2 separate regions of the Homo sapiens genome follow, and region 2 is linked to region 1. Evidence: read pairs that join two places in POLR2A ChIA-PET (ENCODE). Cell type or tissue: MCF 10A. All regions are shown on one strand. Each heading gives the region's core, and the rest is flanking DNA. Links, peaks and the distances in the headings are about the cores only.

What was found. ChIA-PET counts read pairs that join two places held together with the same protein. Peaks named below come from ENCODE experiments on the same cell type or tissue, not always from the same donor. Only the 100,000 strongest peaks of a DNase experiment are listed, where the experiment ranks them.
Region 2: POLR2A ChIA-PET joins it to region 1 with 12 read pairs; 2 of 35 experiments call an interaction of 5 or more read pairs at or near these places.

The regions. Positions count from the first base shown.
Region 1 is chr4:112,097,190-112,103,571 of GRCh38, reverse strand. The region is part of intron 1 of LINC02945 (long intergenic non-protein coding RNA 2945); the gene reads left to right. Among named protein-coding and RNA genes, the nearest start is that of LINC02945, 12 kb to the left of the region's middle. In MCF 10A, for the core only: a CTCF peak has its summit at 3,700 (motif pointing left); a DNase peak (open chromatin) is centred at 3,701.
Region 2 is chr4:112,211,361-112,217,742 of GRCh38, reverse strand. No RefSeq gene overlaps it. Among named protein-coding and RNA genes, the nearest start is that of AP1AR, 17 kb to the left of the region's middle. RefSeq lists a silencer at 4,216-4,510. In MCF 10A, for the core only: a CTCF peak has its summit at 2,853 (motif pointing left); DNase peaks (open chromatin) are centred at 2,842 and 3,692.

The sequences.
Region 1 (6,382 bases), core at 879-5,878:
ATAATTTTGTATTATTTACAAAAGAATGTTTTGTAAATAATAATATAGTAATGCACTATGAAATAAGAAGTGGTCTGTAAAAGGAAAAAAAAAAAGGCCAAATTTTAAAATCAAAGGGTCACTTATTGTTTCAGGAAATAGCATGTCTTTATCATTGTCACAAAAACCAATAGCAGAAATAGAAATATGCGTCAGTGTTATTTAGGATTGCACTTGAACAATGCTAATTTGCACAAGGCAATTATTTTATAAACTTTTGAGGAATGGGGATTATGTAGAGATGAAGGTTAGAATAAAGGTAGGTATGTAAGCTTGTAGGGAGGAAGATTTGTTTGTCTCTACCCACGAATTGGGCCAATTCCCGGATGTCACATCACAAGCCAGATTCCAGAGGAAATGGCGGTTGACCTTTTATTTCTTGTTCAATGCCATTGGACAAAAACACGAGTTTAACTTTCAAGTTGCTTTTGGCAGAGGCCTTGGGGTTGCTCCTCTGCCCCCAGCTCTTTTCTGAGTGACACACAGAGCCTCAGCCATCCTTAACAGACGTGTTCTGAGTGCTGTTTCTTGGAATAGCAAATAATACGGCCAATACCTAATTTAGAACTTTTATTCTGTGCCAAGTGCTATGAGCTTATTTATGGATTATCTCATTTAATCCTCATTATTATTTATAATGTAGATGTTGTCATTATCTCCATTTTATGGATAATGACACTGAGGCTTAGAGAAGCTAACTCACTTGCCTAAGATTATATAGCCATTAAGTAGCAGTGACCAGATCTGAACCCAGGCAATTTGATTCTAAACTCTCTACTGCCTCTCTTAATGGCTGCCCATCAGGGAATTCACTCTTCATGGTGGATGTAGTGCAAACTTGATAGATAGAATGGAAGGCAAATGTTAAATGCTATATGACTTGCCTTACACTTATTCATGTCAGAGTGGAACTGCCAAAGGTCAGGATTGTTTGGAGGTCCATAAAAATTCTATATTGCTTGTCTTCCCTGTGCAAAGTGCTCATTGAACATCCTATCCCCAACCTACCCGACTCCTTCTCCATCTCTCATGGGGTAAAGAGGGGAAACAAACTCTTTGGCAAAAATAGACATTATGGTGTAAATCAACTAGGTAAATGAACATCCCCCCACCTTATCTTTATAAAGTATGAACATTGAAAGAAAATCAGAGTTTTTAAAAAGGCAAATTTTGCCATTACAATTTGAATAAAGAACTCTTTTGTTTGACAACATAAAGCTTTAGATGAAGTACTATTTTAATATGTAAAAGATTAAGGACAAATTAAAAGCTAAAACATTCTCCGTCAATACTTGAAGTTGAGCAAAAATCACAGGATATAGGTTAAATTTAAACAATTTCCACAGCAAGGATGGTGTTCAAAGTCATCACCCAGTAGGAGGGTGGCCCCTATTCCTGAGTTTTGATCCTTGACCATGATTCCTGGCCTGCAGACACCCAAAGCTGCTTCATCTCACTTTATATCTCTCAGAATGCCCTAGAATTTCTCTCTTTGCTTCTCCAGGAATCCCTATTACCAGCCCCTCCTACTCTCCAATTCTCTGACTCTTGATTTTGGATTATATTTAAAATTGCTATTATTGTACTATGTAGGCCCTTTCTTAAAATTTTAGACTCTCAAATGTTGCAGTCATACACTTCCTTTTTCCAAATTAGAAACTAAGAAAAATAATAGCAGCTCTCTTCTGCTTCCATCCTTCCCCTCTTTACAAAAAAGAATCTTAGAACTCTCAAAATAAAAATATTCTTTTCCATAAATCGGTTCTTCTTCCTGTTGGAACTGTACTTGATCAATATCTCATGACATACTTAATTCTGCTGCTTTCAGCAGTAAGTTTTGGGTAATAATTTTCAGGGACAAGGCAACTCTGCAATATTACCTTATCCATTAACCAATGAATCAGGTAAGAAATTTTGTTTTTCTTCTTTTTCCCTGATAAGCAATTTAAAATACATCTTTTGTAATATTTGGATATGATTTTAAGATAGCACATAAAACTTCCAAAGAATTTCAATTTTGCCATGGACAACTTGCCCTCAAAGTCATTGTCTCCCTCTAGTTTTACTTTCTATTTATTTTTACTTTCTATTTAATTTTCTATTTAAGTTTCATTTTTATGGTAGCTAGACATCCATTGTATGGACTTAATTACTGTACAAAGTGTATAGTGCTCACAATATTTTTAGGGGCCCACAAAAATATATGAATTTTATTTCTAATTCAGAAGGAAAGATATAATGATAATATTTAATAATTAATCCAGCCTGGGGTGTATACCAAAGCAGTCACAAAATATAATTGTGTGTGTGCATGTGTGTGTGTATGTGTATTCTTTTCAATGAAGGAAGGGGCTCTGAAGGCAAAAGTGCTTGGAACTCATGATAGTCATAACACTATGAAAGTGGCTAGCTTCTTTATAGCAAGTGAACATTTTAAAACTGACAGCCATATTCCATATTCTTCAAAGTTTTTATGTTGTTTGTGGTTTTGATGATCATGTGAACCATCCCCACATTATGCAATTTATTGGTCACAAATTAAAACTAAAATGGAGTATAAAGTTCTGAGAATATGAGTCTTGAACAATAAATAAGCCTTCAGGTATTGATATGTTATCTTAATTTGGCTTTAGTCATTCCTTATCATAAGTTTTATTTATTTATTTATTTTTAATATAAACTTAAAATAAAATCCTACCCCCCTTCCCCACCAACTGAACAAACCCCCATTGTGCCCAAGAGAACTCCAGGAAAACCTTAAAACTGAGTTCCCAGCCATGATGGAATGGGAGGTCAGACACATCTCATTAAACCCTTTCTCTTTTATGGTTTAGACAGAACAACTGATCAGCATTAATGTTAAAATAGAGATCATAAGACTGACAGAACAAACTCTTCGTGGCAGTAAGATACCATATTACACCATGATACAAACAGGACCTAAGGCCATGCCAGGCAAGGATTAATTCACGCACCCCCTACACTTAAGTAATAAACTAGGTTTTTCTTTTTCTCTGTCAGCTAAACAAGCACTGGCTTCGAGATAAGCAATATTAAAACAATTTGCACCTCTACCAGATTCTGACCCCCACTCCCTGTTCCACCCACTCCCTGTTCCACCAGCCATAGCTATAGCTTTGATTGGACAAGAGACTGATTTCAATAACTTTCTCCTGATCAGAAGATCATGGACCATGGACTGGTTCTGGGCGGTTTACAGATATTGTGCACTTGTATGCCTTCCTGCCCTGAAAGAAACTTTTGATTTATAGGGCCTAATTGTAAATACATTTAAATGTTAAGTCTCCACCCCAAAGTAAACATGGGTCATGTTACATGCATGTTTGTTCAATAAGCATGTAACATCCAATATGTGTCAGGACCACCCTCATGAATATTCATAGCTCCTCCTATACCTGTTGAATATGTACGTTTAGCCAACCTGTTCAGCATAAAGCTCCCACTCCAAGCACTCCTCCTGTGAAGTGCCTGTCTCTGGTCTTGCGGGAGGCATTTTTCTAAATGCCTTTAGAAGAAACAAAGTCTTTCCTTTTCTAAATCTACATTTATAAATCCTATTTTTTTTTAAGTTAACATAAGACAAGGTTTTTACATGTAACATTATTGGCTTTGTTTACCTTTATTATTTTCCAAAACTATGGCACCATCTACTGGTAGTTTAAAGAACGGTTCTACATGCTTAGATAATGGAAACGGTTCAATCCTACATCCCATGTATTTACAAAAGACAGTTCACATTACTCCCTCCTCCTCTTGCCAATTCAATGCCTTTTAAAAAATCTACTCTGTCCCTTAAAAGTCCGTTTTTACCTCTCCAGCAATGCCATCTACTTCTGTAGTTTCTATTGAACCATAATGTTCAAACTCCAACTCTGATATTTTTTCCTGATGTTTTCCTAGCTTTGTCTTTTCAACTGCTAACTGAACTGGATACCTTTTCAACTCCAGCTGAAAGGCATCAGCTGGATTAAGGATGGCTGCTGTTAAGCCATCTCTGGCAGCACCTCATACACATCAGAAGTCCATCTTTGTCTCATCTCACATAGGACAACTCTCTGTTGTACTTTGCCTTTATTTCCAGAAACTGCCTTCTGTGTCCATACCTTCTGCTTTTGTAGTCCAGCTCACTCACTTAACTCACATCTTTGTCATCTATGCCTTTCTCTATGGAAATTTTCTGGCGCTGACCTATTTCTGGCTATGGAACCTCTCAACTATGATTTCCTCCCCTTGCTGGATCATTCCTGACAGCAACTCTCGGATGCTGCATTCTCTGAAGCACTTAGATGCTTAGAGCCCTTAGATGAGGGCTCAGACTAGCCCTTGGTCTACCAGTAGTTATACTGGCTGCTTATCAGAGTGCTGGGAACCCTTCTTAAAACTCCAGATACTCAGATCTCTCCTCAAGGGATTTGATTCAGTAGCTCTACTGGAGACCCTGGGAATTTTAATAAATGCCTCAGAAGATTTCTGGTACAGCTGTTTCATTTGGGAACCAACAGCCACAAGATAAATTATGTGTCACAGAACACAAAGCTCTGCGTAAACTGGCCCAAGTCTATCGCTGTGGTTTCATATTTTGCCATCTGATCTGCCATTCTTCTGTAGGCATTTTCCTTATTCCTTGTTCTTTCTCTTTTTGCTCCTTCCTAGTTGGAAAATTTCCTCTCATCTTTTTTTTTTAATTTTAATTTTAATTTTTTGAGATAGAGTTTCGCTCTTGTCACCCAGGCTGGAGTGTGGCATTGTGATCTCGGCTCACTGCAACTTCTGCCTCCCAGGTTCAAGCAATTCTCGTGCCTCAGCCTCCCGAGTAGCTGGCACTACAGGCGCCCGCCACCATGCCTGGCTAATTTTGTATTTTTGGTAGAAACAGGGTTTCACCATGTTGGCCAGACTGGTCTTGAACTCCTGACCTCAGGTGATCTGCCCACTTTGGCCTCCCAAAGTGCTAGGATTATAGGCATGAGCCATCATGCCCGGCCTTCTTCTTATCTTTTAAATCACAGGTCAAATATCATCTTCTCTTTAGGGATTCCTTGTATTCTTCTTTTGCCTCCCTTTTCATTAAGCAAAATTAATCTTTCTTTTAGCTGTGCCACTATACCTCAATTGGAGCTCACATCACAGAGTCAGATTCACACTCTGAATCCAGGTGTTTATGTCCTAAAAAACCTAGAGAGTAAGTGATCATTAAAACATGGTCTATGGATCTCCTGCTTCACAATCATCTAGGGTGTGTGATCAGTGAAAGATTTTCACTGCAGATCTATTGAATTAGACTCTCTGGGGATGAAGTCTGCAATTGGTAAAATTAGTGCAGGTAAGTCTTCTGCTCATTAAAATTTGAGAACCATGGTTCTATCAGCTGTAGAAATTCAGGACATCAGCTGAAGTGACAATTCTTCCATGAACTGCATTAATCAACAGGACATATGTCAGGAGCTCAGAGCACTCACATCTTTATCAGCAGCAAGGCCAAGGGGTTGGCTTCAGTTATTGGTGTTGAAGTTAGCGTTAGCGGTACCACTGCTTACTTTTCTTTTGTTTGTTTTTAAACCATTGGTTTTCCTTTTAAACAGGCCTCCCAATTAAAAACAATGCTAGGTAAAAGAAAATATACTTGAGAGCAGCATCTTATTTATGTGTTAAACCATGGTTCTTCTCCTAAAACCTTAACATTCCCTGGCCTTAGAATTTATTATAATCCTAAATTTAAGAGGATGATCTATATTGTTATATTGTCATCTTCATTTCCCTCTTATGCACTTATTGAGATTAGGACCCATATCTAATTGCTCCTCAGTCTTTTTAACCTGGAATCTCCAGGTTTTTTAAAAAAATAATTTCAACTTTTATTTTAGATAAAGAGGGTATATGTGCAAATTTGTTACATGGTCATATTGTGTGATGCTAAGGTTTGGGATATGATTGAATTTGTCACTGAAGAAGTGAGCATAGTACCCAATAGTTTATTTTTCAACCCTTGCCTCCCTCCCTTCCTCCCCACCTCTAGTAGTCCCCAATGCCTATTGTTCCCATCTTTATGTCCATGAGTACCCAGTGTTCAGCTCCCACTTGTAAGTTAGAACATGCAGTATTTGGTTTCTGTTCCTGCATTAATTTGCTTAGGATAATGGCCTCCATCTGCATCCATATTGCTGCAAAGGACATGATTTCATTCTTGTTATGGCTGCATAGCATTCCATGGTGTATATGTACCACATTTTCCTAATCTAATCAACTGCTGATGGACATCTTGTTTGATTTTATGTCTTTGCTATTGTGAATAGTGCTGCAATGACATATGGGTGCATAGTGT
Region 2 (6,382 bases), core at 768-5,767, 110 kb before region 1:
CACAGGGGTTGCTGAACCTGTCTAGATGATTTCTAAATTTCAGCTGTGGATCAACAGAAATAGGGAATTTCAGGTAAGTTCTGAGTTAGGTTTTAAACGTCTTTTGTTTAACATGCTGTTGGAATATTCGTATCACGATAAACAGGAAAAAGCTGAAAATTTGTCTATAGAGCTCAGGACATAGGTCAAAACTAGAGAAATGGTCTATTTTTAAATAGGGCTGGTCAACTCTGTGTTCATGAGTATCAAGCCTACTGTCCACATTTGGATGGCACACAAGCTAAGACTGGTTTTTACACTTTCAAATGCTGGAGAAAAAAAGAAAAAACAAAAGAAAAATAATGTTTTGTGCTGCGTGAAAATTATATGAAATTAAAATTTTATCATTCCCAAATAATTATATTGGACCAAAGCAACGGTTATTCATTTTCTTAATGTCTATGTCTGCTTCTGTGCTACAAGAGCAGAGTTGAGAAGTTGCTTTAGAAACTGTATGACTTGCAAAGCCCAAAATATTTACAATCTGCCCTTTTACAGAAAAAGTTTACCACTGTGTACACACATTGCTGAGTTGTCAACTGTTGTCATTTTTTTATAAGGCAATTTGGCCAGAAAGGAGAACAAAAAATAATAATAGCTGTATTAAAGTAACAAAATGATGGATTTTTCCCTTCCCAAATTCCTTCAAGTATTTTGATAAGACATGTATAGTTTTTAAAAAAAAAATCTATTCAAGTATTTTAAGCTAAAGCAAATGAATTTACTGTTTGAAGAGTGAAATTCCAGGCCTATAATAAAAATTGGAAACTTCGTTAGGTCATACCAAGCAAAAGCTTATATAAGTAAAGCTGACTATAAAGTGTGTTGGGGAGCAAGAAACTAGATTCCACTTGTTCAGCCGTAGGGAGGAGCTGTGTCATAGACAGATCAGTCACTTCTGGTTAAAGGTTCAGGTGTGTGCTAGATTCAGAGGCACAGGAATTCAATTTATCCGTCTCCCAGGAGTTGACTTTTGAGCACAATTTTTCCCAATAAGAAAGGCCTGTTGGTATACCAAAGAGTTGTGTGGTAGGTATGAAGAGCAAATGGGCTGAGTTGAGGCTGTGAACAGTTGTCATTTAACTAGGATAGCTTCTTAATATAGGGACATAATTAGTCTGACCAGAGAGCCTGAATTGGTTAATCACAATACCTTCTGCTATAGATAAAGTAGATAAATATTGACAAATCATTGCTCTTTGGTTCTCACATTTTACACCCCATATTTATCATTATTCTTCAGTTATTGTAGAATGGCACTGTTGTAGACAATAATAAATATAAATAATAAACTATTCCTAAAGTTATCATTATATTTACTCTCTTTGATAAAATTAAGGAGCAGCATGGTCTTTTTGATGGAATTTGGAGAACACGCTAATATTATCAGTACCATTTGAAAAGTTAACTCAGAAAGTGACTTTTATTAATCTCTTTCTCTCTAAATTCTGAGGAGTTCATTATTTTTAGGAATTATGTGTTCAACTTATTGTGGGTACTTATTATATTTTGTGATGATTCTTTAGCTGCTTTGTCAAAAGGTGACAACTTTTTTCTTTCCCTTTAGCATGGTCAAATGACAGAGGTAAGGAATGTCACATCATAAAGCATACAAATTTATAGGGTTTGAGGTATATGGATTTTTTTTTCAGTGTATAGAGTGACTTGAAATATACTACAATATTTTCTGTGGTAACTTTTTAGCACATATTTTCTGATAGAATATAAGATGGAAGCTGGAATGGCACAATAGTATGCTTTCCATTTCAGACATATCAAGTCTGAGGGGTCAATGAGAAACAATACGACAAAGTCCAGAAATCTACTGGAAATGTGAAACTACACTGTGGGTAAAGGTGAGGCCTACAGACACTAGAGTTGGAAGTCAGGGCAGAGCAGCAGATGAAGTCAATAAGAGAATATGTGGAAATGGAAGAGAGGCCATGTGGTGTGAAGGGAAGATATATAAAGTATCTGCCATAGTGCTTGGCATGTGCTGTGCACCTTATACATGGTAGATGCTAACAGTGGATCTGCAGCTGAGGAACACTGGGATTACATAAAGGAAAAGAAGCCAGTGAGAGTGAATGTAGCGACATTTTAGGATATAAGGTAAATATACAAAAATCAATTATATTTATCTATGTACTAACAGTAAGCAGTTTAAAATAGAAAATTTAAAAATACTATTTACAAAAGAAACAAAAACCATGAAATACTTGGGATAACTCTAAATCAACTTCATTATTTTTCTCCTTTCATCTTCTATTTCTAATCCCATTCCCTCTCCTCCAGACACTAGAATTAATGCATGTAACATATGCCTTTACAATATGCTCTCCTAATACTTATTTGGACATATATGTATCCTTGAAAAAATACACAGTGGTCTTCCTGTGTATTTAATTTTTTTAATATAATTAGTGTAATTCTGGCCTTTTGTAATTTGGCCAATGTGTTCAGACAATTAAAAACTTACAAAACAAACAAAGTAAAACAAGACACAACCCCAAGAAGTTCAGGAAGTAACTGACAATTACTATATTGGAAGAAATAGTCATATACTTGTTATTTTGTTTCTATTATACTCCCTGGAGGCATTTGTTTTACATTTTTGGGGGGGAATTAAAGCTGTTTAAAGAATTTTCTTTTTTAGTGCTATACTGAGAAGTAATGGCAATATAGTTTTTGTCTTTTGTTTTTTTGGTGGTTTTGTTTGTTTTTGTGTTTATTTTGAGAGCTGGGATTCAGTTCTGAGGATTGCCTACAGGAAGACAATGCAGAAATACTCATGGACATTTCCATGACATATTTAGGAAGAGCTGCCACCTGCAGGTAAAAAAATGAAATAAATGCACTGGGCCTTTTTTTTCTTTTTGAATGAATGGAATTCATTATCACTACTTATTTTTCTTTATTTAAAATAATCTTGCTCCCTCTTTCTCCTGCCAATTTATGAATCTTTCCTGCCTCTCCTTTTCTTAATTCCCAATTCTTTCACTTTTTCTTTGGAAGAACATCATTCTCCTCACCTCCTTCATTCAGTCTACCTTCTACTCCACCAAAGACACATATGACAAGATGTCTAAAATACAGTGATTAATTTAGGGATTTAGTTTTAGTTTCAGTTTTCACACTTAGTATGTTAATGGCCCTAGGCTTTGTCACACATAAAACATTATCTTAGATTTTAGCCTCCAAACATTAGGAATATGCTTATTTGATTCTTTTTTTCTTGCTTTCATAGTTTTTTTTAAGTCTTACATTCAGCTTTCAGAAGTATCACTTTAGAATGGATTCACTATAAGGTCATAAACTTCTTTTATCATTTCTCTTAATCTCTGGGTTTTTCTGAAATTAAAGCTCTATCAATTCTTTCTTAAAGTTGTTTTTTTACTCAAGGCTATTTTTCTTTTGGTCTACAGTTAGATCACAGCTACCTGCATGAGGCTGCACTGACTGGATTTAAATATTCTAGTATTAGTTTCTATTACTTGTTTTTAAGTGGAAATAGCTTAATTTCCAATTAAAAATTTGTTCAAGACCTAAGAGAACTGTACTTTTACATTTGTATTGCTACATTTAAAATGAAGCAATATGTGTTAGTCACCCCTCGGTACGGTATGCTGACTAAAAAGTTGATTTCCGCATTTTAGTGGCTTAAAATAATAAACATTTACTTTTCATTCACAACACAATCCACTATTAGGACACCCTCTTTCTTCTTGTAGCTGTACCAGCTAGAACATGTGTTGTTCAAGGTTGCCATTGCAAGGAAAAAGAGGGATAAAAAAAGGCAACTTAGTTCTTAACTCTTTTATCATTTATGTGACATTCATTACTACCACTTACATTTTATTGGCCAAAAATTGTCATAAGTCCCCAAAGGAAGGCAGTGAAATATACACAAGCACATGGATATGTGATGAGAATTAGTAATCTTTATCACAGTACTTTTCTTGTTAGTCTTTGACTTTTTCTCACAGAGAGTAATAATATATGAAATGGAGAAAAAATTTTGAAACAAAAGAATTACAATCCGATCATATAACTTTCAAAATTAGTAAAGTAAGATTCAGAGGCAAATTAATACATATATTAGGCTTATTTTTAAAGCATAAAGTATACTCATACGAATCAACTTATTTTAAAGGGATTTGTAGAGATTTTAAAATACATCCACAAATTCTTTGCCATTCCTCCCTTCTAAAGGTGGAGACTGATTCCTCTCTCTCTGAGTATGGGCTGCACTTAGGGACTCACTTCTAATGAATTGAGTATGGTGGAAGTGATAATGTGCAGCTTCCAAGATGAGATCATAGAATGCTTTGTGGCCTGCTCCTTGCTCTCTCTTTCAGATCACTGGCCTGGGGGTGGGGCGGGAGCCAGGTGACAAGTTGGGAGGATACATGAAACAGCTCTATGTGCAATGAGGAACTGAGGCCTACTGCCAATAGCCATGCACGTGAGCCTTTGTAGAAATGGATCCTCCAGTTTCAATCAAGGCTGTGAATGCCTGCAGCTCTAGCAACTTCATGAGAGCTCCTGAGCCAGAGCCACCCAGCTAAGTGGCTCTTAAATTCCAGATTCACAGAAACTGAGATAATAAAATTTTTATTTTTAGTCACTATGATTTGGGGTAATTTGCTATGTAGCAGCAGATAACTAATTCAAGGTTATAAGAAAAGTCTATTTTATTGGCATAAACATTTTGAAACTGACCCAATAGTCCCATAGACCAGGGGTCCCCAGCCCCCATCCATGGCCTGTTGGGAACCGGGCTGCAAAGCAGGAGGTGAGCTACGAGTGAGCATTACCACCTGAGCTCCATCCCCTGTCAGATCAGTAGCAGCATTAGATCCTCTTAGGAGTGTGAACCCTATTGTGAACTGTGGATGCCAGGGATCTAGGTTGCATGCTTCTTATGAGAATCTAATGCCTGATGATCTGAGGTGGAACAGTTTCATCCCACAACCATGGCCCTCACTGTCTGTGGAAAAATTGTCTTCCACGAAACCAGTCCCTGGTGCTAAAAATGTTGGAGACTGCTGCCATAGATTGTTTTTTTCATAAACATAGAAATTAACTGTTCTGGTCTTAAAGCTTGAAACTTACATTTATTTTATCTGGGCTTCTTCCTCCAGAAGTCCTCTTAAAAAATGTGTCAAAGAACTGAAACTCACAAGATCACTGCATCCAGACAATGAGATGGCAGTCCCTTCATTCATTATGATCACTTCCTTACCCCTCCCTAGTTGCTGTTTTCTTATACATTGTTACATTTCTTTCCTGCTATATAAACGCCTAATTTTAGTTAGTCAGAGATGGATTTGAGATTGATCTCCCATCTCCTCAGCTGTAGCACCTGGTTAAAGCCTTCTTCCTTGGCAATAATTGTTGTCTCAGTGATTGGCTTTATGAGCTGTGAGCAGCAGGACCTAGACAGAATACCTGGTGTTTCAGCAACAATTTCCTATTGAATGCTAAACAAAAATATTTTAATTAACAACTTTTTTCTTTGTTTCGATACAGGGTCTTGCTCTGTTATCCAGGCTGGAGTGCAGTGGTACAATTATGGCTCACTGCAGCCTCAACCTCCCAGGCTCAAGTGATCCTCCGACTTCAGCCTCCCAGGTAGCTGGGACCACAGACTTTTGCCACCATGCCTGGCTAATTTACATTTTTTATTTGTTGTAGGGCTCTCACTATTTTGCCCAGGCTGATCTTGAACTCCTGCACTCAAGCGATCCTCCCGCCTCAACCTCCCAAAGTGCTGGGATTATAGGCGTGAGCCACCATGCCAGCCTTAATTAACACCTTAAAATGAAATTACATGAATATGCCATGTGTGTAGGGGAAGAAAAGAGAAATGAGGGGTTCAGCCCCATTCAGTGATTTTATTGTCCTCTTATTATACTATATTAACAACCAAATAATTACAGAGAAAACCCCAGAGAATTTAGATGTTTTCATTGAAATCTACCAATAAAACATAGAAATTTAATAACTGCTGTATATGCCCAACATTAAAAAAGGATTCCCATTTTTAGATTAGTCATAATAAGGTATAATTTATAGTAATTAAAATACAGACTTCTTGGTCAGTGTGTAAAGGAAGGAAATATGTTCATGGCTATGAGAAATCAGATTTTGATCATACATAAGCTGCTAGTTACTTGCTGTAATGAGTCTAATTTGATATTTAGGGTCAGATTGTTGTCAGTTTTTACTGCGTGGTAGTTCAGGCTTGGTGGTAAGATGTCTAAAAATGACCAGAACCACTGTCCTATTATAATGAAAATCTGTAAAATAATCAAATTTGCTTTTATTTATGTGTCACATT